Linked DNA regions of Mus musculus: region 1 is linked to region 2. Evidence: chromatin loops called from intact Hi-C (ENCODE). Cell type or tissue: gastrocnemius. All regions are shown on one strand. Links, peaks and the distances in the headings refer to the core of each region. The heading gives the core; the rest is flanking DNA. Region 1 holds the start of Rgs19 (regulator of G-protein signaling 19). Region 2 holds the start of Polr3k (polymerase (RNA) III (DNA directed) polypeptide K).

The links. Peaks named below come from ENCODE experiments on the same cell type or tissue, not always from the same donor. Only the 100,000 strongest peaks of a DNase experiment are listed, where the experiment ranks them.
Region 1: it touches region 2 in a loop (2.0-fold over the local background); 4 of 42 quality-filtered maps call a loop at or near these places.

The regions. Positions count from the first base shown.
Region 1 is chr2:181,683,595-181,695,695 of GRCm38, forward strand. It overlaps Tcea2 (transcription elongation factor A (SII), 2), which reads left to right. Exons shown (of 10, transcript NM_009326.3): 3 at 1-59; 4 at 849-939; 5 at 2,198-2,328; 6 at 2,596-2,652; 7 at 3,004-3,158; 8 at 3,234-3,380; 9 at 4,020-4,091; 10 at 4,283-4,473. The coding sequence ends at 4,291. Rgs19 (regulator of G-protein signaling 19) reads right to left here and starts at 10,383. Exons shown (of 6, transcript NM_026446.4): 1 at 10,285-10,383; 2 at 7,896-8,001; 3 at 7,639-7,760; 4 at 6,108-6,182; 5 at 5,783-6,017; 6 at 4,825-5,701. The coding sequence starts at 7,925. The coding sequence ends at 5,513. In gastrocnemius, for the core only: no CTCF peak of the experiment used is centred there; DNase peaks (open chromatin) are centred at 6,434, 9,777 and 10,375; H3K4me3 peaks cover 1,924 bases; H3K27ac peaks cover 1,465 bases.
Region 2 is chr2:181,860,681-181,872,781 of GRCm38, forward strand. Polr3k (polymerase (RNA) III (DNA directed) polypeptide K) reads left to right here and starts at 3,680. Exons shown (of 3, transcript NM_025901.3): 1 at 3,680-3,889; 2 at 5,266-5,353; 3 at 7,524-10,150. The coding sequence starts at 3,779. The coding sequence ends at 7,651. In gastrocnemius, for the core only: a CTCF peak has its summit at 6,459 (motif pointing left); DNase peaks (open chromatin) are centred at 3,659 and 6,466; H3K4me3 peaks cover 1,943 bases; H3K27ac peaks cover 1,481 bases.

The DNA.
Region 1 (12,101 bases), core at 2,755-10,754, 180 kb before region 2:
AGATGAGGAGCTCATTGCACTTGCCAAGTCCCTCATCAAGTCCTGGAAGAAGCTCTTGGGTGAGTCTCAGAATGTAAAGGGAAGCTCTTGCTGGTCAGCACAGCATAGAGTGCTGGCTCTGCTACCCTGATTGAAACTATATATGGTGGGATATGACAAACATAGATCAGAAAGGACTCATCCCTGGGCTGGACATGGATGAAGATGGTAGAAGATGGATGTCATCTGTTGTGATGGGGAGGTGATGGCCTGGGATGTATGATCATTGAGACAAGGGTATATGCTGCAGAGGAGGTTTTCAGGCTGCAGGAGGCCAACAGAAAAGGAGATCCAGGCAGGATGCTCCAGCTGAAGGAGGAGGGGAATGGGATGGCTACCTATGCAAGAGGGTAGCTAGGCAGACAGCAACTGTTTCTGGGGACAGTGCTACTAGGCTGCAGAGATGGTTCTATTGATTAGGAAGGTAGTCTTCTGCGTTCAGTCTACTTCTATGAGACAACCCAGAGCCTGTTTCTCTTTACAGTCACATGCCCTGGTCCCCTGGTCCCTAGTTCAGGCTTTGGGCAAGGTTTCTGCCCATGTTTTCAGAAGGAGCCTTGTGTGAGGCATATGCTTGTCTTTTGGCACGGTTGGGCCTTGATGAGTCCTACAGCAGCTTGTTGGGGGGGGGGGTGTCCTAAAGAGGCTGGTGGACTTGCTGGGGACCAGTAGGAAGGTCCGGTAGCCTCCTGGCACCTTGCCTGTCAAGTAGCTTTAAGCAAAAAGGATAATGGCCAGGCTGAGGCTGGGCCCTCACCTGGCTGCCTGCTCCTGACCAGTCTACACCATCTGTTTTCTGATAATGGCAGATGTTTCTGATGGCAAATCCAGGAATCAAGGGAGGGGCACACCTTTGCCTACATCATCATCAAAGGATGCCTCAAGGACTACGGATCTCAGGTAGCATACCTGAAGGCAGGTACATACATTTATGCCTCTTGACTCAGTTTCCTCAGTGGGAAGAGGAGGCTGGTGTGCATTTGCCTGGTTACTGCCCTGAGGGAAGGTCCCTCTCCAGGGTGAGTTTTACAAGGTTTGTCAGCTTCATGTTGGATACTGTCCCACTGTTTAGTTTTCTTCATGCCCATCTGAGATGTCTGGCTGTGTCTGCCTGTCACTGGCATCACTGAGACCTTCATTAAGTAGCTCCTATCCAACAGAGCTGGCCCAGCCCCAGAGCCCTTTGCCTACTTCCTCAAATCCTATCTTTGTGCTACTCATCAGGACTGGTGAATGGGTCCCTTTATGCAAATGCTATCTGGAGCTAGAGGTGTGCACAGCTCTTATCTCCACATTTCGGTGGCAACACCATTGCTTTAAAGGTAGTCAGGACAGCCCAGTTACCATGGAGACTAGGAGCACTAGTAGTAACAGACTATAGATGAGAGACTACTTTAGCCTGGGCTGAGGCCATGACAGGCTAAGCTCTGGACTCTAGTGTAGCATTCCTGATATGTTATATCCTGACCTCAATAGTATAGTTGATTTTGCTTCAGAAAGTCACCTGATGCTGCTGATTTCCAGAGGTGGTGTGAGGAAAGAGTCTGGTAGGCACAGCATTAATTTTGGGCAAGTCTTGTGTTAGGCCCAGATGTGAGGAAATCTTGCCCAATTTCATTTGTGTTGAGTGGGGCCACCTGTGACAGTTTAAGCCTTGACTTTGGGTGACCTCCCACCTCATCTTTACTCCCGGCAACTAGATTTATCTGCCTAGTTCTGCCATTAGTAGAGAGAGATTCACAGCATGGCCCATGTCTTGGGCCTCTTAGGAAGCACTCTGGAGGTAGCAAGAATATCTCATCCCATTTTGAGCATGGAGTGTTGCTCAGACACTGACTGTGGAGGAGCTGGCATCCACTTAGGGAGTGATCTGTACTCACTGTAGACCTTCTGGCCAATGCTCTACTCTGATGAGACATAACACACAGGCATTCTAGGCTGAACTAGGGATAGATAAAGTCATTTAGCCTAGTTAGAGGTCTGTCAGGATAGAGCAAATAGACTTCGGAGGTCAGCATGGTATCTACATTTGCTTTTCTGGGGATCACCTGTGGCCTAGGAAAGGTCAGGGGACCACCCCGAAGTATCATCAGCTACTGGAGATGTGCAACTGAGCACAGCAGGTTCAATCTGAGTCCAGCAGGCTTTGTCTCTTTAGCTGCAAGAAGCCAGATCCACCTAGGACCCCATCCACTCCAAGGATCACTACATTTCCCCAAGTGCCCATCACCTGTGATGCTGTACGAAACAAATGCCGAGAGATGCTGACTTTGGCCCTGCAAACTGACCGTGAGTGTTACAAGATCTGGATTTTGACCCATGAGGTGGTCTGGGCCTCTGCCTGCCTCAGAGCTGCTGGAGAGGCAGCTTTTCTTTTTAGCTCATGGTGACCTAGCAAAGAGGCTAAAGTTTTTGGGGTCACCACAACATCTGTGTCTTGGGAACTGTCTCCCAGGAATGCAAGTGTCCTATTTAGCTTCTAGGGCTCTGTGTAAACAGAGGGGTGGCAGATGGAAAAAGACAGTGGGGGAAACAAGTAAGGGTTCCCTCTTACAGACGACCACGTGGCCGTTGGTGTGAACTGTGAGCATCTGTCATCTCAGATCGAGGAGTATATCCTTTGTACAGGGTATATAGGGTCAAGGGCTTCTGATAGAGTCTACAGTCCACTGAGTTGTACGTCTTCTGTAGCTATTGAACACAACTGGTAGGCTACCCAGTACCCTTTCTGGGTGGTCCCTTGACCTTTCCTGGACCATAAATGGGCTATGACTACCTATTAGATAGATCTGGGTCTCAAACAGGAATGGGCCTAGAGAAGGCAGAGCACCACAGGCCCTTGGGTCCCCCACAGGTCTTGAGTGGGTAGATTCATCTCCATGAGCCTGGGAAGAACATTCCCCATATGACTCCCAGGAGGGGGAGGAGCTCAGAAACCTCAGGTGGGTCCTTAAACACCTGCACGCATCTTCCTGGACGTGGGAAATACTGACATGAAGTACAAGAATCGGGTGCGGAGCCGAATCTCTAACCTGAAAGATGCCAAGAACCCTGGTCTACGGCGGAATGTGTTGTGTGGTGCCATTACACCCCAGCAGATAGCTGTGATGACATCAGAGGTGAGTGCCACTGGAAGGGCTGGGGCAGACTGCTTCTGCAGAGCTGTCGGCTGAAAACTTTGCCCTTTTTATCAGGAGATGGCCAGTGACGAGCTGAAGGAGATTCGCAAGGCCATGACTAAGGAGGCCATCCGTGAGCACCAGATGGCCCGTACAGGTGGCACACAGACTGACCTGTTCACCTGCAACAAGTGCAGGAAGAAGAACTGCACCTACACGCAGGTTGGGGGCCGCTCATCCTCTTCTTGGATACCACCTATGTCCCTACTTTTGGTCTGAGGCTCTGTGCAAAGGCTAGGTGGCTTGGCCATGCCCAGCATGTAGGGATTGGAGTATAATATGCTGCTTGTCAGCAGCTGTGGGACCTTCAGATCCTGCTACGGAGGTGGAAGGTGGGAAGGCTATATGGACTCTAAGGGGGCTTGGGAAGAAGGGACTAAATTAAGATGATCTCTCTGGTAGACAACTCTAGGGTTTGTGGAAACTGCCATCATCTGCAGTAGGCTGCAGAGGGCTGGACCTGATGGATAGAGCAGCTCAGGCCCTGTGGGATAATATTTGCTGTTGGGTTTCCAATATAGCCAAGGCCACTGGCATATCTGCTGATCCTTTTACTTTATAGACCCTCCTGTTGGGAATCCTGCACTTATCCAACATTCTAGACAGTTCTACTGAGCACAATTGTTCAGGGCCACAGAAGCCTCTGTTATGATAATCCACCTCCTCCATAGGTCTAGTTCTAGAAGGTTGATGTAGGTCACTGGGCAATTTCAAATCATCAATAGAAATCAGGGGGTATAAGACCAGTACTGCCCAGATCAGGGCAGCAAAGCCAGGGATTTGGCCACCCACCCTATACAGGTGCAGACCCGTAGCTCCGATGAGCCCATGACTACCTATGTTGTCTGCAACGAGTGTGGGAATCGATGGAAGGTAGGTGGGTGGGCCCAGAATGCTTGCCCCCAGTCCTGTCTCAATGCATATTGGGCCTGAAGTAGGAACAGGGGTGGTGGTGGTGCACTATACCCGGCTAGCCACTTGGGAGTCTGGGATGGAGCCTATCCTATTTCTGCCCCAGCGGGTCATGTGGGGCTTTGGCCAGACATTTCTCTGCCTTCCTTCAGTTCTGCTGAGCCCTTCTGACGTAACCCTGGCCATGGCTAACACTGTCCTTCCTGCAATGTTCTTGGTGGACACAGCTTCTCTGGAGATACCCTGAAGGTGGCACGCCCTGTTCCAGCCCACCTGGTGTGCACTTTTTGCCCTCTTTACCTCATTATTAAATGTTTTCTTGCTCCTAATGGGCTAAACACAGGCTTCAGCTGGGTCCTGTCCTTCCACTGCTGTAGATCTCTCCTCCTTGGGCTCAGACAACACTTGAGCTAAGCTGGTGTGAGGCAGTATAATAGATAAGAGCTTCCCTAATGTTTGGAGAGATTACTTGTTCATATGATTCTAGAATATTGCTAATGCTTGTATATGTCCCACCATGCTGGATGTGTGCTGGTGCAAGAACTTGCCCAGTGTTCACCCATTCTCACCAGGCATAGCAGCCTAAGGACCTGGTGGCCTTCACTTTGCTTACCCATGGGGGACGATGGTCTCTGAGCTGAGGTCAGTTCTAGCTTCAAATTGCTGAAGTTTCTAGCAACTTGAAAGAACAAAGTAGTAGGTGCTTTGGTTTTATTGGATCAGTAAGATTAAGATGACACTGTGACTAGTTTCTTTGGAAAGACCATAACAACAGCTTTGCTCCCATAATCTTTACTTGCATCTGAAGCCTTTGTTGGATGCTGACACACTGTAGAGTTGAGGCTGGTTCCTAGAGTCATACCTTGAGCAGGGCCTGCAGTAGTACCTGTGGCACACTGTAGAGTCTGCACACTGTAGAGTCTGCACACTGTAGGTGTGGTAGGTGATCCTTTTCTTCAGCCTCCTACCCCAGTTGTGGGATAAACAGAGGCTTCTGTTTTTAAAAAATACAGAATACAATTTCATGTCTTTGGAATGTAGAGGAGTACACATGAATGTGAAAGGTCTCTTTTTTGATAAAACAGTAAGGACATATTTCCAACTTTAAAGTTAATTAATATATAAAATATAAATGGGCTCTTTATATGAGTCTGACTCTGAGGTCCTACATCTGGTTCTCAGGGAGTAACAGTTCTCCTGCTATAAACCTGTGGGCCTAAAGGGTGTTGTTCTCCATGAGAACATTTCCTGGGCAGTAGGAGCAGGGTAGGACAGCTTAGAACCCTGCAGTTGCCACTGGGACTGAGTCTATTTCCAGCCAAGTTGGACAGGGCCAGCCCCTAGGCTGCCCATGGGAGTAGAAGATCTGTGTGACAAATGACCTAGGCCTCAGAGGACTGTGGGGCCCCCTGGAGTAATAGAGAGCGGTAGGTGGGGGAGGTAAGGAATCGAGGGTACGAGTCCCGGTGCATGAGGGTGTAGATCTGCAGCTGTGCATCATCAAATGTGTGTGGCGATGGCTCTTGCATCTTCCTATTGATGCCTTCTCGCACACGGGAGTCCAGGCTTACCTGTGTGGCAGGCACCAAGGTCAGGGGGGAGGGGCGGTGCCCTCCCCAGGTCACCCCCACTCATCCCTGCATCTGGCCCACCTCCTTGGGGGACAGGATGGACACGTAGTCCTCATAGATAAGTCGCGCCTTCTCGTCCACCACATGTTGGTTGGCCTCTGCTTTCAACTCCTCACAAGCCAGCCAGAAGAGCATGTTCTCTTCGCTGTATTCTGTGCGCAGGAATGCCCGGAATACACTGCGGCCCGTGGGGCTATGCATCAACTTGTCAAAGGACTGTGCCCAGCTCTGTACTTCCTTAGGGCTTGGTGGAGTGCTGCAGGCATTAGGGCCAGACCATATCAGGCCTGAGACATGCACACAAGTACACATACATGCATGCCTACACAATGGTGGCCATACTCACCAGACTTCACAGCTGGGGAGGGGTTGCAGCTTGCTTTCCCGAGAAACCTGCCAAGCTCGTTGCCGTTCTTGGTTCCTAGTGCAAAGTAAAGTGGCTCTACCTTTTGCATTTGGGTTCTCTACCCACCACTGAGCTATATGTATGCTTTTGCATGTGGGTGCCTAGCACCAGTAAGTCTGTTACAAGGAAGGAAGCTCCTAGAGTGAACCTTCTTCACATCCTCTTGTCCCATCCCCCACTACCGCCCCCACTGAAGTGGCTTATGCAGATTGCTGTTCTGGTTACCAATGTGCCCCTCTTTCCTGGTCAGCAGTCAGACTCTGCAGGCTCCTGGCACCCCTCCCTTTCTTTGGGTAGGTAGAACCCATACTCTTCAACCTAGTTCCAGCTCACTCCTGCGGCCACTGAAAAATCCAGACTGCACACCTAATATCAACAATGGCTCTGGCTGATGTAAGAGCCCCCCCAGGGTGTCTGTACCCATGTGGTCCTGGATCCTGAACCCTGCTTCCAAGGGATGCTTCTCCCTGTCAGTCTGTGCTCAGCAGGCACAGTGTATATCTCATTCCCAAAGTTATGGAGAGAATTCAGTTCCCACCAGGCCTGGCTTCTCTCTCAGCGACAACACAGCTCAAGCGTTCAGCGAGCCCTGCCATTCACATCATTCCTTGTGTCTTGCCTATACACAGCCCTGGTGGCTCGGCTCGCTGTTTAACAGATCCCACTTTGGGTCCCTCTGTCTATGCAGGGCCAGATTGCTGTAAGATGGTCAAACTTCTACCATCTTCTGTATTCCTGCCAGCAGACATTCCCAGATCTCAAATACCTTTCTGCCTAGGGCCAGCTGTTCCCTTATCTAAATCTCTTCTCAAATGTGTCCCTACTGCACACAGTCTAGGATCTGGGCAGCTCTCAGTGGCATAAGCAGGCATATGGTGAGTGCATGGACACCATATGATTGCCACTTGCTTGCTCTTGCAGTATAACATGCCCCCAGCACACTGCCCGTTAGAGGGCTGGAGAGATCCGCTTAGAGCATTGGCTGATCTTCCCTAGGCCCTTGGTTGGATTCTCAGGACCCACATATTAGCTCTCAACTCTTTGTAATTTCAGTCCCGGCACCTTTTTCTGGCTCTTCAGGCACCAGGTCTGTCTGCAGCACACAGACATATTCAGGCAAATATTCATACATGGAAGAGCCATGCAAAGCACCCTAGAGGATCTGGGTGCTACCACCAGCCCACAAGGCCCAGCAACCTCTGGGCAGGATGATGCTGTGGCAGGGGCTCAGTAGTTTGTTGGATGCCTCTGGAGGTCTGGGGAACGGGACCAGGAATGAGCCCTAAATGCCACCCAGGCTTCTGTACTTCTCTATATGAGCTGCTCCCAGGACTACATACCCGTTCTGTGCTTCATGAACCATGTACCCCCAGGACTGCATACTCTGGCTTTGCTCCCCACGAGCCATGTTCCCCTTCCCAAATACCCTGACGTCTTCCCAGGGCAATCTGTATCCCCAGGGTCCACATACCAGGAGCAGCTACAGCAGCAGCACCAGCATAAGCAGCAGGGATTGCGACTGGGAGGTCCTGAGGGGGCTGCGTCATGGCTGGACATCGAGGGAGGCCTGTCTGCCTCCTCTGGCCCTGTGTGCTGAGGAAGAGAGGGCTGTCTCAACCTCCACTCTAGAATTCACTGGGCCCTCTGTCTCTGCCCAACTGCCTGTGTCCCCAAGGTTATATCTTGAGCCCCAGGGGTCCAGGAACCCAAGAAATGGGTGGTGCCTACCTGTTTCTCAGCCTCATGTGGGGTGGGCATGGGTGAGTGGAGGGGGTTGCCCAGATTCTGTGGTGCCAGCTCTGGACCCTCACTGCAGCATAGGATCCTGGCAGATCTAAGAAGGAGGTTGGAATTCTGACTGAGGGCCTGTGATGCTGGCCCACCTTATAACCTGTGCACCCACCTCAGGGCGTGGTCAGAGTCCTGCCCCAGCCTTCTCCCCCAAGCCTGATTACTTACACCATGTGGAGAATCCCTAGTCAGAGACAGGGCTACTGCAGCCGGGCCTTCCATAGAAGGTTCTAAGACACCCCTATCTGTTCAGTCCCTGAGAAGCCGGAAACTTGGGTTCCTCTTTCTTGATTTCCGGCTCCTGGCCCCTCCCAAGGGGACTGGAGCTACAAGTGGGTATGGAGGGTATCAGATATTTTGATTACTCCCTTCCTCTAGGGAGCTGGGTAGAGATGCTACCCAGATGACTGCAGGGTGCTAGGCCTGAAGCACCGAATCCCTGACCAGGACTCAGAACAAGACCCCTGGAAGTGTGAGAAATGGGGTGTGCACTGATGAGAGGTGTGTACTCGGGGAACAGCTGCCTCAGACACCCCACTCTCACCCCGCTTTCCATCCATCTCCCTAGGATACAGAAGCTGGTGTTGGCATTGTAGGAGGATACACTGCTTAGCTGGAGCCTTGGGCTCTTCAGTGGAATTTCCTATGGTTTATCATTCTTGATGTTGGACCATACCTTCATAGGGGTTCTAGGAATCTCTTAGGCTACTGAAAACTGATTCAAATTCCAGTTTCCCCCGACAACATCCAATCAGCACCTTGGAGGCAGTTTTGAATGCTTCCTCTCTCCTCGGCCTGTGCCCACTTCTGTCCAGGTGGAAGCCATCCACGCTTTAAGCCTCTGCTTTGTCTACCTTCCTCTCATCAGCCTGGGGCACACATTTTCTCAGTGAAATTTACCCTCCTGTAGCCCTTCATTCAGAAGAGGCCTTTTAGTCCTCTTTCTGTCTGATCTCTGTATACTGGGCAGCTTCACCACCTGAGGCTTTCTGAGATGGTGGGTTCTCAAGTCTCCAAGCAAGCGAATCAGGACACACAAGTAGCTTGGGTTGTACTTTCCAGCAGTTGAGTTTCTAGGGAAAAGGGGTGGGGTAGCCTGAGGTCTCCATGCTGTTCAAAATCATCCCTCACCTGTCACCCTGTAGAGACCATTCCTCATGGGGTCCATCTCCAGTCAGCCGACTGGACATGGGGTCTGTACGCTGGGTGCCCTGCCCCTTTTTCTAGCTCCTTGCACCCATCAAAGGTCAGTTGGGACCACCCATGTCGTCCAGGGTGCTCTTCACTACTGCCTCCTTTCTGGGCAAGGAGAGCCTAGAGTCTGAATCAGGGTTGTCCTGCTCCACATGCCTATTGGAGGGTTCCTTTCCTCCCCAAGCCTCCCAGGTATTGGCCTCCCAAGTCTATGCTAAGAGGCCAGATTCAGCAAATCTGGTCTCTGGGGATAGAAGCTCTCTGGTGAATGGCTGTCAGTGTTGCTCTACAGAAGCAAAAAGAATGCCCAAGCCCACCCAGACCAAAAAAATTCCAGGAAAAAAGTCATAACCTTTGGGAGGAGGACTGACCGGATCCGTTCTCACTTCCATCCAACACTGTCATTGTCCTACCTATACCTCCATGGCAGGGCCGGCCTCTCACCATGGCGAACCCAGCTGCCCAAGCCCACCTGTGGAATGGTAGGCCCCCACCCAGTTCCTGCTTTTTTGCAGGTGGGGTTGTCTGGAAGGCTGGTCTCCCCTTCACGGTCCCTCTTGCTGTCTCTGGCGCCCCCACCCCTTTCTTAAGGAATTCGCCATGGCGCCCAACTCACCAGCGACCTAAAGGCAGATGGGGGCGGGAGGGCCAGGTTCGGACTGGGCCCCACCCTGGCTGCCGAAGGGGCGTGCTCTAAAGCAGTAGGGATTTAAGTCAGACAGCAAGACGTACTCCCGGGCACGAGGTAGAAAGGCTCACGGAGTCCCCGCTCAGATGGGGCCGAGGATGCAGCATTCACCCTTATGGCTCACCGGGCCAACTGCTAGCGGACCCAACTCGAAGGGTGGGTAAGGTGGCAGGTCGGGAGTCTCGTCTGGCCCCTCCCCACCAAGCTAGCGGGCAGGAGACGCGGAAACCTGGGTTCTTCCGGCCCCCACCTTTGAGCAATCACTTCTCAACGCTCTGAGCTGAAGAAAAAGGGGAACCTTGCTGCGGCTCTCCCTCCCCCACGCGCAAGGGGTGGGTCTGGTCCTACTGCGACCTAGATCCACGTGGACCGGTCACTGAAGTCCGGGAACAGAGCCGGCATCTATATCGCCAGGGCCCGTCCACGGTCCGGCGCAGCACTCACCGCCGCGTCCCCGAGTCACGCCGCCCGCGCGCTCCGAAGTCCTGCTGGTCGCCGGGGAGGGGGCGCAGTGCGCAGGCGCCTCCGCGGTACTTCCCCAAAGAGAGGGGCCGGGACTTCCTCGAGCCCCAGCGCTTGCTCGCCCGCAGTGCCCCGCCCCGCGGCGGCTCCTGTGCCCCACCCGCGGCTGGCGTGTCGTCCCGCGGTAGCGTGGCATGGTGACCCTGAGGGGTGAGTCGTACAGAGAGTGGATTGAGCCGGCGCTCCATTCTTGTTAGCTGGGTTTTCCCAACCTTTATGTTGAACACCAGAGCTGAGCCCTGTGTGCTACTTGGCTCGCCAGGATTAGAAGAGGCCTGTGGGAAGGACTGGCCTGTGGTACTGCCCCGTCTGGTCCGACTCTTCGCCTTTCTGAGGCTAGTCTGTAACGTAGCATTAAGAGTCTGTCACTCTGCATTCGAACTTTGCCCGAAAGGGAGGTTCAGGGACTGCAGCGTAAAGCAAGTTCTTACATCAAATCACCCCGAATGTTTCTGGGGCCTGGTTGAGTCCCTTCTGAACTCTCAAACTGCTCCAAGATAGCCTTTACCACAAATGGCCTTGCTCTTTGGTCAACTCTTCAGATCCTTTGTCATTGGGTATAAAATTGAGTTAGTTCATTATCCCAGCATGCTTTGGGCCAGTGTTCATAGTGGTCCGTTGGGGCTCGTGGTTCCAGCACAGGACACACAGTCACACAAGTTGTTAATGCTCACATACTACATCATACATATTAAGTCAGGGATGCAAAGGAGATCCTTCACATGAGTTCTTCAGGCAGTGGGGCAGAGGCAGACTAACTGAACTGACTGCAGTGGACTAGAATGGGAGACAGGCAAGAAAGGGATGGGGTGAAAGGTGAGGAGACAGGATGTTGCCATGATGCTGAGGGGTCCAGGATGAAGAGAGAACAATGGGTGAGAGACTCCCAGGCTCTGAGGGGGGCTTTATGAGTTGACCACAGAACCCTTTGGCTGCCACGCTGGCGGCTTCCTAAGTAAGGTAGAGGCTAAGCACATCTGAACAGGAAGTTACTTTAGTTTAGATAATATTCCTAAGGTAGACACAGGTCAGAACATGGAGGCCCAGTAGACATGGATGAGTACCTGATGGAGGCCACAAACCAAACCTGATTCTGCAGTGTTTGGTGTGGGCATGACCGTGGGTAGAAGTCAGTATGCTTTCCTCTTAATTCCTTTTACCTGCCTGTCTACCTGTTCTCTGCCACCTTACATCTGCTTACCACACAATTAGCATCTTTCCCTAAGCACAGAGAATGCCTCTAAACCCAGGAAGGAGAGCAGGAGCACTGAACACGCGATGCCAGCGGGAATTGAACTGGAGCCCAATAAACTCTGCTTGAGAGCAGTGCCCCTAGGTCCTCACAAGCCCCACCTGATGGTGCGTGGGGCACAGGTTTTGTATTCCTGCAAGATTTCCTTCAGACAGAGGGATCCTATGCCGGCTTTCCTAGCTGCCTCTGTACACCTAGTCCCTCACTGGTATACAGATCCAGAGGTGCTCTTAAGTTGGTCTGACATTTGGTGTGGCGCTCCTGTGTCATTGGAGTGCTTTGTCTTTGTTCTCAGCCCTGTTCTGAAGTGCTTATGTGGGTTACTCGCTGTGTGGGACACTGACTGCAATGACCTTAGGCATATTCCAGTAACCCTCAGGAAGAAATGCACGGTCAGAAGGGGTGAAACAGTGGTATGACTTTACAAAGTAGATGAAAATTTTCACTTAGCAAATCTCTAAGAGACAAAATTCTGGGGTTTAGAGCT
Region 2 (12,101 bases), core at 1,836-9,835:
CAAAATAAAACCTCAAAAAATTAATAAATTAGTTGTAAATTTTAACCTTTTTATTATATATATTTAAGGCTGACAATATATTTCATACACACCTAGTAAAATGGCTTATTGCATTGAGTGTGCTATGTCAGAAATGGACAAATATATTTGTGTCTTTACAATGTCAGGGTTTAATTAATAACATGAAAGTCACAAGATATAGCAGTTTCTTTTTTTTAAAGATTTATTTATTTAATATATGTAAGTACATTGTAGCTGTTTTCAGACAGACACCCTAGAAGAGGGCATCAGATCTCATTACAGGTGGTTGTGAGCCACCATATGGTTGCTGGAATTTCAACTCAGGACCTTCGGAAGAGCAGTCAGTGCTCTTAACCGCTGAGCCATGTTGCCAGCCCCCGATATAGCAGTTTCAATGAAATCAACTGTAAAGTATTCCTGCTTTACTCTGTAATATTGGCTGGAATGAAGTTTTTTCTTTTTTTTATGAATTTATTATCAAATCTCACACTACACAGCACACAGTAAATATACCTGTCTTAATTAGGTTTCTATTGCTATGATAAAACACTTCTTTAGTCAGGGTTTCTATTCCTGCACAAACATCATGACCAAGAAGCAGTTTGGGGAGGAAAGGGTTTATTCTGCTTACACTTCCATACTGCTGTTCATCACCAAGGAAGTCAGGACTGGAACTCAAGCAGGTCAGGAAGCAGGAGCTGATGCAGAGGCCATGGAGGGATGTTTCTTACTGGCTTGCTTCCCCTGGCTTGCTCAGCCTGCTCTCTTATAGAACCAAGACTACCAGCCCAGAGATGGTCCCACCCACAAGGGGCCTTTCCCCCTTGATCACTAATTGAGAAAATGCCTTACAGTTGGATCTCATGGAGGCATTTCCTCAACTGAAGCTCCTTTTTCTGTGATAACTCCAGCTGTGTCAAGTTAACACAAAACTAGCCAGTACAATTGACCCCTTGTCAACTTGATACACAAACACATCACTAGTAAGCCTCAACCCTTAGTTTCTTATTCATCCCCAAGATCTAAACAACTTTAAAAGTCCCACAGTCTTTACATATTAAAAGTCAATCCCTTTAAAATGTCCAATATCTTTTAAAGTCCAAAGTCTTTTTACAATTAAAAGTCTCTTAACTGTGGGATCCACTAAAATATTTCCTTCCTTAAAGAGGGAAAATATCAGGGCACAGTCACAATCAAAAGCAAAAATCAATCTCCAACCATCCAATGTCTGGGATCCAACTCACGATCTTCTGGGCTCCTCCAAGGGCTTGGGCCACTTCTTCAGCTATGCCCTTTGTAGCACACACGTCATCCTCTAGGCTCCAGATGCCTGTACTCCACTGCTGCTGCTCTTGGTGGTCATCTCATGGTACTGGCATCTCCAAAACACTGCATGACCCCTTCAGTCCTGGGCTGTCAATTGCAACTGAGGCTGCACCTTCACCAATGGCCTTCCATGGCCTCTCACAGTGCCGAGCCTCAGCTGCTCTGCGTGACCCCTTCATGCCTTCAAAACCAGTACCACCTGGGTGACCCTTACACATTACCAAGTCCCACTGCAGCAGGAGTACAACCTTGGTTATCTCTGGAACACAACTTCTTTGTGCTTTCAGAAAACACTTCCCAGAAGATGTCACCTCAACGATGCTGGTCTCTTCTTAATCACTGCTAATTTCTTAGCTCCAGCTAACCAGCATCAATAGTGCCAGTAATGCAAAGATTTTGCTTTAGTAGTTCTGGTATCTTGTTAATCACAGCTGATTCTTCAGCTCCAGCTAACCAGAACCACAGAATAATCAAACTCCAAAATAGCAATGGCTCTGAAGAGTCTTTAATTTTCCCTCTGAAATTTCACAAGCCAGGCCTCCATCTTCTGCACTGTTCTCAACATTATCTTCCAAGCTCCTACACAACATCTGACAGAGCTCTTAACACTGAGTGAATCTTCTAGCCCAAAGTTCCAAAGTCCTTCCACAGTCCTCCCCAAAACATGGTCAGGCTGTCACAGGAATACCCCACTCTGCTGGTACCAATTTGCCTTAGTCAGGGTTTCTATTCCTGCACAAACATCATGACCAAGAAGCAAATTGGGGAGGAAAGGGTTTATTTGCCTTACATTTCCACACTGCCGTTCATCACCAAGGAAGTCAGGACTGGAACTCAAGCAGGTCAGGAAGCAGGAGCTGATGCAGAAGCCATGGAGGGATGCTCTTTACTGGCTTGCTTCCCCTGGCTTGCTCAGCCTGCTCTCTTATAGAACCAAGACTACCAGCCCAGAGATGGTCCCACCCACAAGGGGCCTTTCCCCCTTGATCACTAATTGAGAAAATGCCTTACAGTTGGATCTCATGGAGGCATTTCCCCAACTGAAGCTCCTTTTTCTGTGATAACTCCAGCTGTGTCAGGTTGACACAAAACTAGCCATAAATATTTGGCTTACATGTCAAGAGTCCATTGTTTAGGGGAGTCAATGCAGGAACTTGCTGCAGAAACAGAAGCCATTACCATGGTGGGATGCTGCTTACTGGTTTGCTCCTCATGATTTACTCAGATTCTCAGATTGCTTTTTTCTCTCTCTCCATTTTGTTCTTAGACTTACTTAAGTGTATGAGGGTTTTTGTTTGTTTGTTTTTTTTTTTTTTTGAATGCTTGTTCGTGCACCAAAGACGTGCTTGGTGCCTACGGAGGTCAGAAGAGGGCATTGGATTCTCAGGAACTGGAGGTTATGGACGTTTGTGAGCTACCATATTGGTGCTGGGAATTAAACCAGTGTTCACTATAAGAACAAGCAACAGCTGAACTATCTCTTCAGCCCCATCATTCTGCTTTCTTATATCACCCAGGACCACTGGCTTGGTGGTGACACCGCCCCCAATGGGCTAGACCCTCTCCTACCAATTTTAACTCAAGAAAATGCCCCCAGAGACTTATTTACTGGTCAATTTATGGTGACATTTTCACAATTGGGGTTCCTCTCCCTGGATATTTAGTTTGTGTATAGTTAAAGCAAACAGAAAACAACACACACATACATGTGCATGTTGCAGAATGACTGCAGAGGATTAAAGAGGCAAGGAGTTTCAAAGAAATCTGAGAAGCCAGAGCTGGGAAATATAAATGTCTATAGGAAATGAGATAAAAGAGTCAGCTGGACGTCTGTGAAAAGGAGCTGCTGGTATTTGTTACCTGCAGGGTTGAGTCTAGCTGTGTAAGTGAAAGGGCAGAATGAAACTAGGTGAAGAAATGGCCAGATGGAGGAATGGCAGGTCCAGATAGGATATCGTACGTCAGTCAGACAGCAGTTGAGACGTAGTATTAACAATGGGGACAGTGTTCCTGGGACATTTGGTTATTTTCTGTCCGTTCCGGATGAGAATATTGCGGAGCAGCATGATCCTCCTGTAACACGTCCATGGCTCGGAGTGCGGCAAGTGTCTCCTCATCACCCAGAACCTCTCACCTGGGTACTCTGGTGGTGCCAGCATTATCGGTCCAGTCCTCTTGGCGTTTCAGCTAGGGAGACGTGTGCACACGCGCAGAAACGACAGGGCTGGGCGTGCAGGCAGCATGCTATTGGCTGGATGGGAAAGGATTATCTGCGGTGACCAATGGAGTGTGCGAGGCTGCCCGCCGCAGTGCCTACTGGGAACGTCTTGAGGATCCCGGGTTGCCAGTTACGGAGCAAGTGAGACGGCTTTTGATTGGGCGCCTGCACCACGGAAGCGCCAGACAGAAGCGAGGTGTGGAAGCTGGCAGTATGCTGTTGTTCTGCCCGGGCTGCGGGAACGGACTCATTGTGGAGGAGGGGCAGCGTTGCCATCGCTTCGCCTGCAACACTTGCCCCTACGTCCATAATATCACCCGTAAGGTAAGTTCCACAGACGGGTGCCTTCTCTGCTTTCTGGGAGGCACAGCAAGCGTCGGCGCGCTCAGACCTTCCTGCAGGCTTTTGTGCTCTCGCTGCGGTGGTACCCCAAGTCCAGCAGTCGCTGCTCCAGTGGCGTCGCTCCGGCCACGTCGAAGCCCCCCCACCCCCCTCTAGCTCTCCGTTGCCCACTTTGTGATACTCCGAAAATTGTGAGAATTTTAGTTCATACCTTTTAAACCTACACTCCCCTCGTGCTGTCCTTGGCGTACCAGTCCGCGCCTCGCCTCTGATTTGAAATCCTTGGGTTCTTCTTGTGGCTCTTTTGCTCCCAGCCCCTGTCGTTATTCTAGAGAATCTTCACCATGTACGCAGTACTGTTAGGTCCTTCCTTTTGCCCGAGTCATTCTTACACAGGCACATATCACACTTATTCATTCTCCGCCTTACCCCCTACCCCCGTGTATGTGTGCATGTATGCGTCTCTGTTTCCCTCTTCCTTTCTCTCTCCCTCTCCTCTTTTAAAATAATGGCTACCTTATTTAGATTCCTGCCCTTCTGGCTGTTTGTGCATGTCTATAATTTTAGCACTTGGAGAGGCTGCGGCAGGAGAATAGGTTCAAGGCTCACCTGGGCTGCATAGCACATAGACACGCACACACACGCACGCACAGGCACAGGAAACAAACCAAACCCCAGCACTTTCAGTTTATCCACATTCCTTTTATATTTTTCACAGAATGCATTGCCTTCTAATATTTTATATCCTTGTTGCTATTTTGTGTGTGTGGTGCTTGTGTTGGAGCCCAGAAAGCTGTATTTCTAGCCCTTGGTGTTTTGTGTACCCTTCAACTCTTGTTTTGTTCCTCCTTACCTCAGTGACTGCAGGTGTGCACCACTGGGCCTTGGTGACATCTCATTCTTAATGTTTGCTCATTAGAGCTGTATGGTAGGAGTTTAGAGTCTGGATTTGTGGTAAGATGAGTTGTGACATAATTTCGAAATTAGAAGGATGCCTGATAAACTTAGGAAAGCAGCCAAAATGACCTGGGGAGTGCTGGTATACCCAGTTAAATGTCTGTCACTCCTGTTGGATTATTAGGTGTCTGAGGGGTATGAGAGAAGAGTGAGGTTTTACTAGGCTGATTTTTCTTCCTGCTCTGTCTGGTGTTTCCTTCTGTTTCTAGAGACCTTTGACATTGAACCTCTGTGCTGTTTTGGGGGACATCCCAGTCACAAGACCCCTACATTTCAGTGACTCACACTGCTCTTTGAAGAAGATAAATTTTGTAGAGGGAATGCTGGAGGGAGATTGTAGTTTGGTGGCCCACTTGTAAAACTGTACAATTACTTCAAATCTGATGTCTTGTTTCTATTAGGTAACAAACCGAAAGTATCCAAAGCTAAAAGAAGTGGACGACGTGCTTGGTGGAGCAGCTGCATGGGAGAATGTGGACTCTACTGCAGGTGAGGATTTTCCCATAACAGAGCTAGGGACTCAACCCTGCTTATTATTACTCGTTATTATATTTAATAATAATAAATTTATTATTATAATGTAACCCTGTCTGTTATTAGGGCCAGTGAGATGGCTCAGCAGGTAAAAGCACTTGTTGCCAAACCTGTTAGATTCTTGGAGCCCAGAGAGTAGAAGAGAGCTGACTGATGGAAACTTTTTTTTTGTGACTCTGTACCATCCACCACACACACACACACACACACACACACACACGTACGTACGTGTAAGTGTAAAAGAATTTAAGAAGATGTAAATAACAAAGTAATGACAAATAGCTAGTGTTTGTCACTAACTCTAAACAAGGTTTTACATTTTTGTTGCTGTTTGATTTTGTTTTTTGAGACATGGTTTCTCTGTGTAGTCTGGGTGTCCTGGAACTTGCTCTGTAGACTGTGCTGGCCTCAAATTCAGAGATCTACCTGTCTGCCTCCCGTATGTTGGTATTAAAAGCATATGCCACCACCACCTGGCTGTATTAAATGTTTTTTAAAGTAGATTCTTTCAAGTATTCTTTAAAGGAAAGTTACCATACGGATACCTGAACTGTTGTTTCATTTAGACTCTCAAGTCAGATATGGAAAAGTATAATTAAAAATAAATCTGGTGCATATTCTCTTCTTGAAGCAAAATTGGAGTTCATTACAAAAAAGTTTCAACATTGATGTAAACATAGCTGTTGAGAGGGAAAGAGAGATCCATGCTCTAGCAGGTGTAGGCTTCTCGAGAGTTATGTTGTATGTATTTTCAAATACCAACACTGAAAAAATGATCAGCCCTGGTCTTTTATTTTCATTTTATTTTTTATTATATGAATTAAAAAAAAATTGTAACTAGGGGTGAAGCATGGTTGCTCAAGCTTATAATTCTGGTGCTCTCCGGGTATAGGCAGAAGGCTCAGTGCTTATCTGGGCTTCATGAGACCCTGCCTCAGTCAGTCTGTCAACCAAGAAATAGTTGGGTAGGATTTCAGTGGTTAAGTTGGATTTCCTTCCCAACTTCCATAGCAGCTCAGACCTTCTGTACTTGTAGTTTCAGGTGATCTCATGCCCTCTACTGGCATCCAAGGGTACTGCATGAACATGATTCACGGAATACCTGAAGGCAAAACATGCACATAAAATAATGTTAAAAAAATTAAAAGGGGGGGAGGAGGAAATTCGAGACAGAGTTTCTCTGTATGGCTTTGGTTGTCCTGGAACTCACTGTGTAGACCAGGCTAGCCTCGAACTCAGAAATCCGCCTGCCTCTGCCTCCTGAGTGCTGGGATTAAAGGCGTGCGCCACCATGCCCGGTGCAACTGGGGGTATTAAAAAGTAATGTTTACATCTTGATTTATGTCTGATAGACTTAAATGTGATAATGGAATGAAAGAAGATGACCTTAAATAGTAGCTGTTTTAGAAGGAGTAGCAGTGCGTGATTCCTCTATAGAGGAATATACAGATCTTCTATGTTAACAGTTATCATTAGCTAGGTGTGGTAGTGCAACTGAGAGATGGACACAGGAAAATCAGGAGTTCAATTTTATCTTAGCTACATAGTGACTTTGAGGCCTTCCTCAAGAACCTGTTTTATAAAAGCAACAAAAGCCCTGGAAGTTGAGAATTAGTAGAGGCTTAAAATTTTTGTTTGTTTGTTTTTAATCTGTTTATCTTTAAGGTAGAATTCCCTATGTATTCCAGGCTGGCTTTATAGCAAGCCTCTTATTTCAGTTTCCCACGTGCTAGATTATAGCTGTGTGCTACCTCAGTGGGTGTGTATTTCTGTTACATTCCCACAAACAGACTATAATAGACCCTTCCCATGCTTTTCCAGCCATTCTTCAACCAGATTTGAGAAGGGAAGTGAAACCCAGGGATAGAAGGGGAGGGGGTTTCAAAAAAAAAACCTTTAAACATCTACTCATTTTCAAATTTCAAGGCTTTTGTTGCTTTTATAAAACAAGGTCTCTCTAGTCTCCTTATTATTGATGTGCTGTGGGAAGGATGTTGCTATTGGCAAACTCACCATTAGCTGGAGTAAGGGAGACCATAAGGGAGTCTAGCTGAGCATGGAGATGAGATGTTTACCCACACTTAATGTTTTTGTAATGTGGATAACTTGCTTTTCTGTTTGTCAGAGCCATGTCCAAAATGCGAACATCCCCGTGCCTACTTCATGCAGCTTCAGACGCGTTCTGCAGACGAGCCAATGACCACCTTCTATAAGTGCTGCAATGCTCAGTGTGGACATCGCTGGAGGGATTAAGGGCAGGACTTGCCCAGCTGCAAGCATGAATTTTGTGTGTACTGAAGGTCTTTGCTATATGATAGTAAGCTGACTTTTCTGTGGTGAAGGATCAGGGTGAAATATAACTCATCTGCAAGTTAACAGATAAAGTCCTTGATGTATAGGGGCCGTCAGGTCCTTGGGAGATACACATAAGGATGCTCACTTGGGTTCAGGTCCTGTTCCTTACCATTCAAACTAGGAACTTGGTTTATAGTCAGTAAAAATAAAAATTATTATTATTATTTAGTTTTTCAAGACAGGTTTTCTCTGTGTAGTCCTTGCTGTCCTTGTTATGTAGACAAGTCAACCTTGAACTCAGTGATCCACCTTCCTCTGCCTCCAGAGTGCTGGGGTTAAAAGTGTGTGCCATGACCACCAATGATAACCTTGAACCTTCTAATCTTTTTGCCTCTTGTTGGAAAAGTGTTAGGGTTATAGGCATGTGAACTATTTTCATTTTATGCAGTTCTGGGGATTAAACTCTAAGCCTCATGCATGCTAGATAAGCATTCTACCAACTGAGCTATATCTCTAGCCCTTTTTTTCTTTCTAGAGAAATTATGAAAAATACTTATAAAGATACTGAAAAATCACTTTAAAAGTCTGGAATTACTCGATTCATCTTGTATGATTAATAACTAAACAAAACTATTCTGTGAGTTGGACTTTCTGGATGATTTTGATAGGAATTTTAAAAAGTAACCAAAACCATTTTCTATTACCTGATTTGGAGAAAGGTCTACAGTAGAGCTTGTGCCCCATTTGAACCCCATCCAAAAATCTATTTTAACCTCAATAAATTTAGAAAAGTTACATATTAAGGCTATGTGAAGAATGAGCTTATATATGGACCAACTTCAGATGAGAGTGTCTGAGAGTATCTCAGAGAGCTCACAAGCACGAATTCCTCTAACAAACAAGAGTAACAGAAAAGTTGCATATTTGTTGAAACCACTAATGGTATTGCTCTGTAAGGTGGACATATTTGTATGTGGGAAGTCCTGGTCTGTTCTGTGTAACTGGACAGTTCTACACATGATAAGAAATGTAGCTAGTAAGGAAATCTAAAATAACAGATTCCTCCCATGAGTATCTGATGTTTTCAAAATCCTTAAATAGTGATATAGATGAATAATTCATAAACCAAAGCTGACTTTGAAATTTTTGATCTCTGGTTGCTTTCAAGCCTTTGGAACTTTGTTGCTTATCTCCTTTAAATAACTCCGTTACAAAGTAGAGCCACGAAGTCTTCTTTGAATGAGGTGTATTGAGTATTAAAGCACTTGTATATGCCAAGCTCTGGCCTCAGTTCTTGTACTGGATGGCAGAGGTGTGTGGAAGAATGAGGATGTTTACTGTTGGTGAGGGTTAGGACATTCTCACCTTGCTGGTGGGAGTAGAAGATGGTACAGTATAGGAAGGGAAGATAAAGCCCCATGCTTCTGCCTGCGTCAATCTCAGTTCGTTCAGTAAACTTTTCTCAGCAAAGCTGGTATTTTGATTATGTAGCAGGATTTTCCCTGTCCAATTAATTTAATTATTAATACAATAAGAAGCCTGTGATTGGACAGAGTTGTAGAGATAGGGAGCCACAGAGGAGAAGAGGAGGAAGAAAATGGAGGACAAACAGGACAATTCAGATTCTGCGTGGCTTTAAATAGCCACAGGTAGCTGTAGTATAGGGATAGAATAATTGGGATAACTTGTCTAATCTAGGTGGGCAGCTTGTATCATCGATTGACTCTGAAATTATTGTGTGGGTATCTTGTGAATTGAGAATTTATTGATATATAAATCTGACTAATTATAAGCTTCTAGAGTTTTGATTTTACTGTGTTACTAGGAATTGTGACAGCTAACTGGAGGTAGGTGGTCATTGCATGGGCTGGTGTGGCAACAACCCCCCAAGAGAACTTGGCGAGTCAGGTGGAGTCTGCTGAGATAAGAACACCCCTTTCGGGAACTTGCCGTTCTTTTTAATATTTCCCACAACAGGATTAGGCCTCAGAAAAGAATTTCACAATAATTGGGTCAAGTATCCTAAAAATAGCCATGTTTATGATTTGGGTGGCCTTTTAAGAGGATTGTTCAGTAATACTCCACCCCCACCCCTATTTTCAGATCACAGAGTGATTCTGTAGATAACAAGGATTCAAACAGTTCTTAATATATCACGTTACAAGGGAGTTAAGGTTTAAGTTTTGACTGTCAACAAAGAAACTATCTTTGTGAGTTATAGACTTACAGCTGGGAAAAGTTAAACTCAAAGGTCATGTGTTAAAACTTATTATTGGACTAGAGAGATGGCTCAGTGGTATAAGAGCACTGGCTGCTCTTCTAGAGTTAGGGTTAGTTCAGTTCACAGCAGCCACACAATTGCTCACAACCATCTGTAATGGGATCCGATGCCCTCTTCTGGTGTGTCTGAAGACAGCAACGGTGTACTCATACACATTAAATTAATCTTTTAAAAAATTATTAGTGCATATAAGTGTGGTAGTGGGTAGTGATGAGTACATGTCACGACACTCATGCATAGATCAGAGGACAACTTTGTGGAGTTGGTTATCTGCATTTCTTTTTGTGGGTTCTGGGTATCAAACAGGTTTGCGATACCGAGCCTTTTACCCACATATTTCATCTTCCCAACCCTACCCTGAGTTCTTTTCCTATCTTAAGGGTTAAAATTAAGGGTTAGGGTTAGAGTTAGGGGGGTTAGGGAGTTAGGGTTGGGGTTAGGGTTTTAGGGTTTAGGGTTAGGGGGGTTAGGGTTCGGGTTTAAAGTTAGGGTTTTAGGGTTGGGGGTAGGGTAAGCGTTAGGGTTGTTAGGGTTTAGGGCTAGGGCTATGGGTTAGGGTTAAGGGGTAAGGGTTAGGTTAGGGTTTAGGGTTAGGGCTAGGGGTTAGGGTTTGAGGTTAGGGGGTTAGGGTAGGGCTAGGGGGTTAGGGTTAGGGTTGTTAGGGTTTGGGGTTAGGGGGTTAGGGTTAGGTTTTGGGTTAGGGTTAGGGGTTTGGGGCTAGGGGGTTAGGGTTTGAGGTTAGGGATTAGGGTTAGGGGATTAGGGTAGGGCTAGGGGGTTAGGGTTTGAGGTTAGGGGATAAGGTAGGGCTAGGGGGTTAGGGTTAAGGTTGTTAGTGTTAGGGTTGTTAGGGTTTGGGGCTAGGGGGTTAGGGTTGGGGGATTAGGGTTAGGGTGTTAGGGTGTTTTTAGGGTGTTAGGGTATTGTTAGGGGGCTAGGAGGTTAGGGTTAAGGTTAATAGTTGGGTTAATTATTAGGGTTGTTAGGGTTAGGGTTGAGTTTGCTGTTATGGTTTAGGGTTGGGGGTTTAGTGTTAGGGTTAGAGAGAAGAAATGAAAGCAAAAAAGATGGTGTGAATTTGAGTAAGTAGGAGGAGTTTGGGGGAAAGGGAGGAATGAGAATGAGATAAATATAGTATTCACATATAAAATTCTCAAAACAATTTAATAAAAAAATCATGGTGAAATATCTCAAAGCTAATAACCTGGAGAGTAAGGAGAGTTATTACCACACACATTAATAAAATTTAGAAAAATTGCTAGGTCTTACCTTAAAAATCAAATATTCCAATTGTACTGGCTACTTTTGTGTGTCAACTTGACACAGGCTGGAGTTATCACAAAGAAAGGAGCTTCAGCTGGGGAAATGCCTCCACGAGATCCAGCTGTAGGGCATTTTCTCAATTAGTGATCAAGAGGGGAGATCCCCTTGTGGGTGGTGCCATCTCTGGGCTGGTAGTCTTGGTTCTATAAGAGAGCAGGCTGAGCAAGCCAGGGGAAGCAAGCCAGTAAAGAACATCCCTCCATGGCTTCTGTGTCAGCTCCTGCTTTCTGACCTGCTTGAGTTTCCAGTCCTGACTTCCTTGGTGATGAACAGAAGTGTGGAAGTGTAAGCTGAATAAACCCTTTCCTCCCCAAACTGCTTCTTGGTCTGATGTTTGTGCAGGAATAGAAACCCTGACTAAGACACCAATGAATTGGAAAACTCTGAAAACATAGATTTCTAGATGTATAGTACTTACGAAAAGTAAATTATGAAGATATTTTTAAAATTTAGCAGCTTTGTAGAAAGCAATAAAAGTGAAGCAGTAATCAAATATCTACTAATTTAAAAATTACCAGACTTAATGAAATACTAACACAAATGCTTCTCAAACTATTCTACTAAATAGCAAAGGAAGGCTATATTATCAAACTCTTTATGAAACTAGTATTAGCCTGATACTAAAACAAGGTAAAAAAACAAAATAAAAAATTACTGACCAATGTCCAAAACAAGTATACATATATGCAAAATTTCTTTAAAAAATACTTGCAAACTTGATTCAATAATATCTCAAAAAGTCACTTAACATGATTAAGCTGGTCTATTCCAGAGATGTAGTGCTGGTTCAATATGTCAATCAAC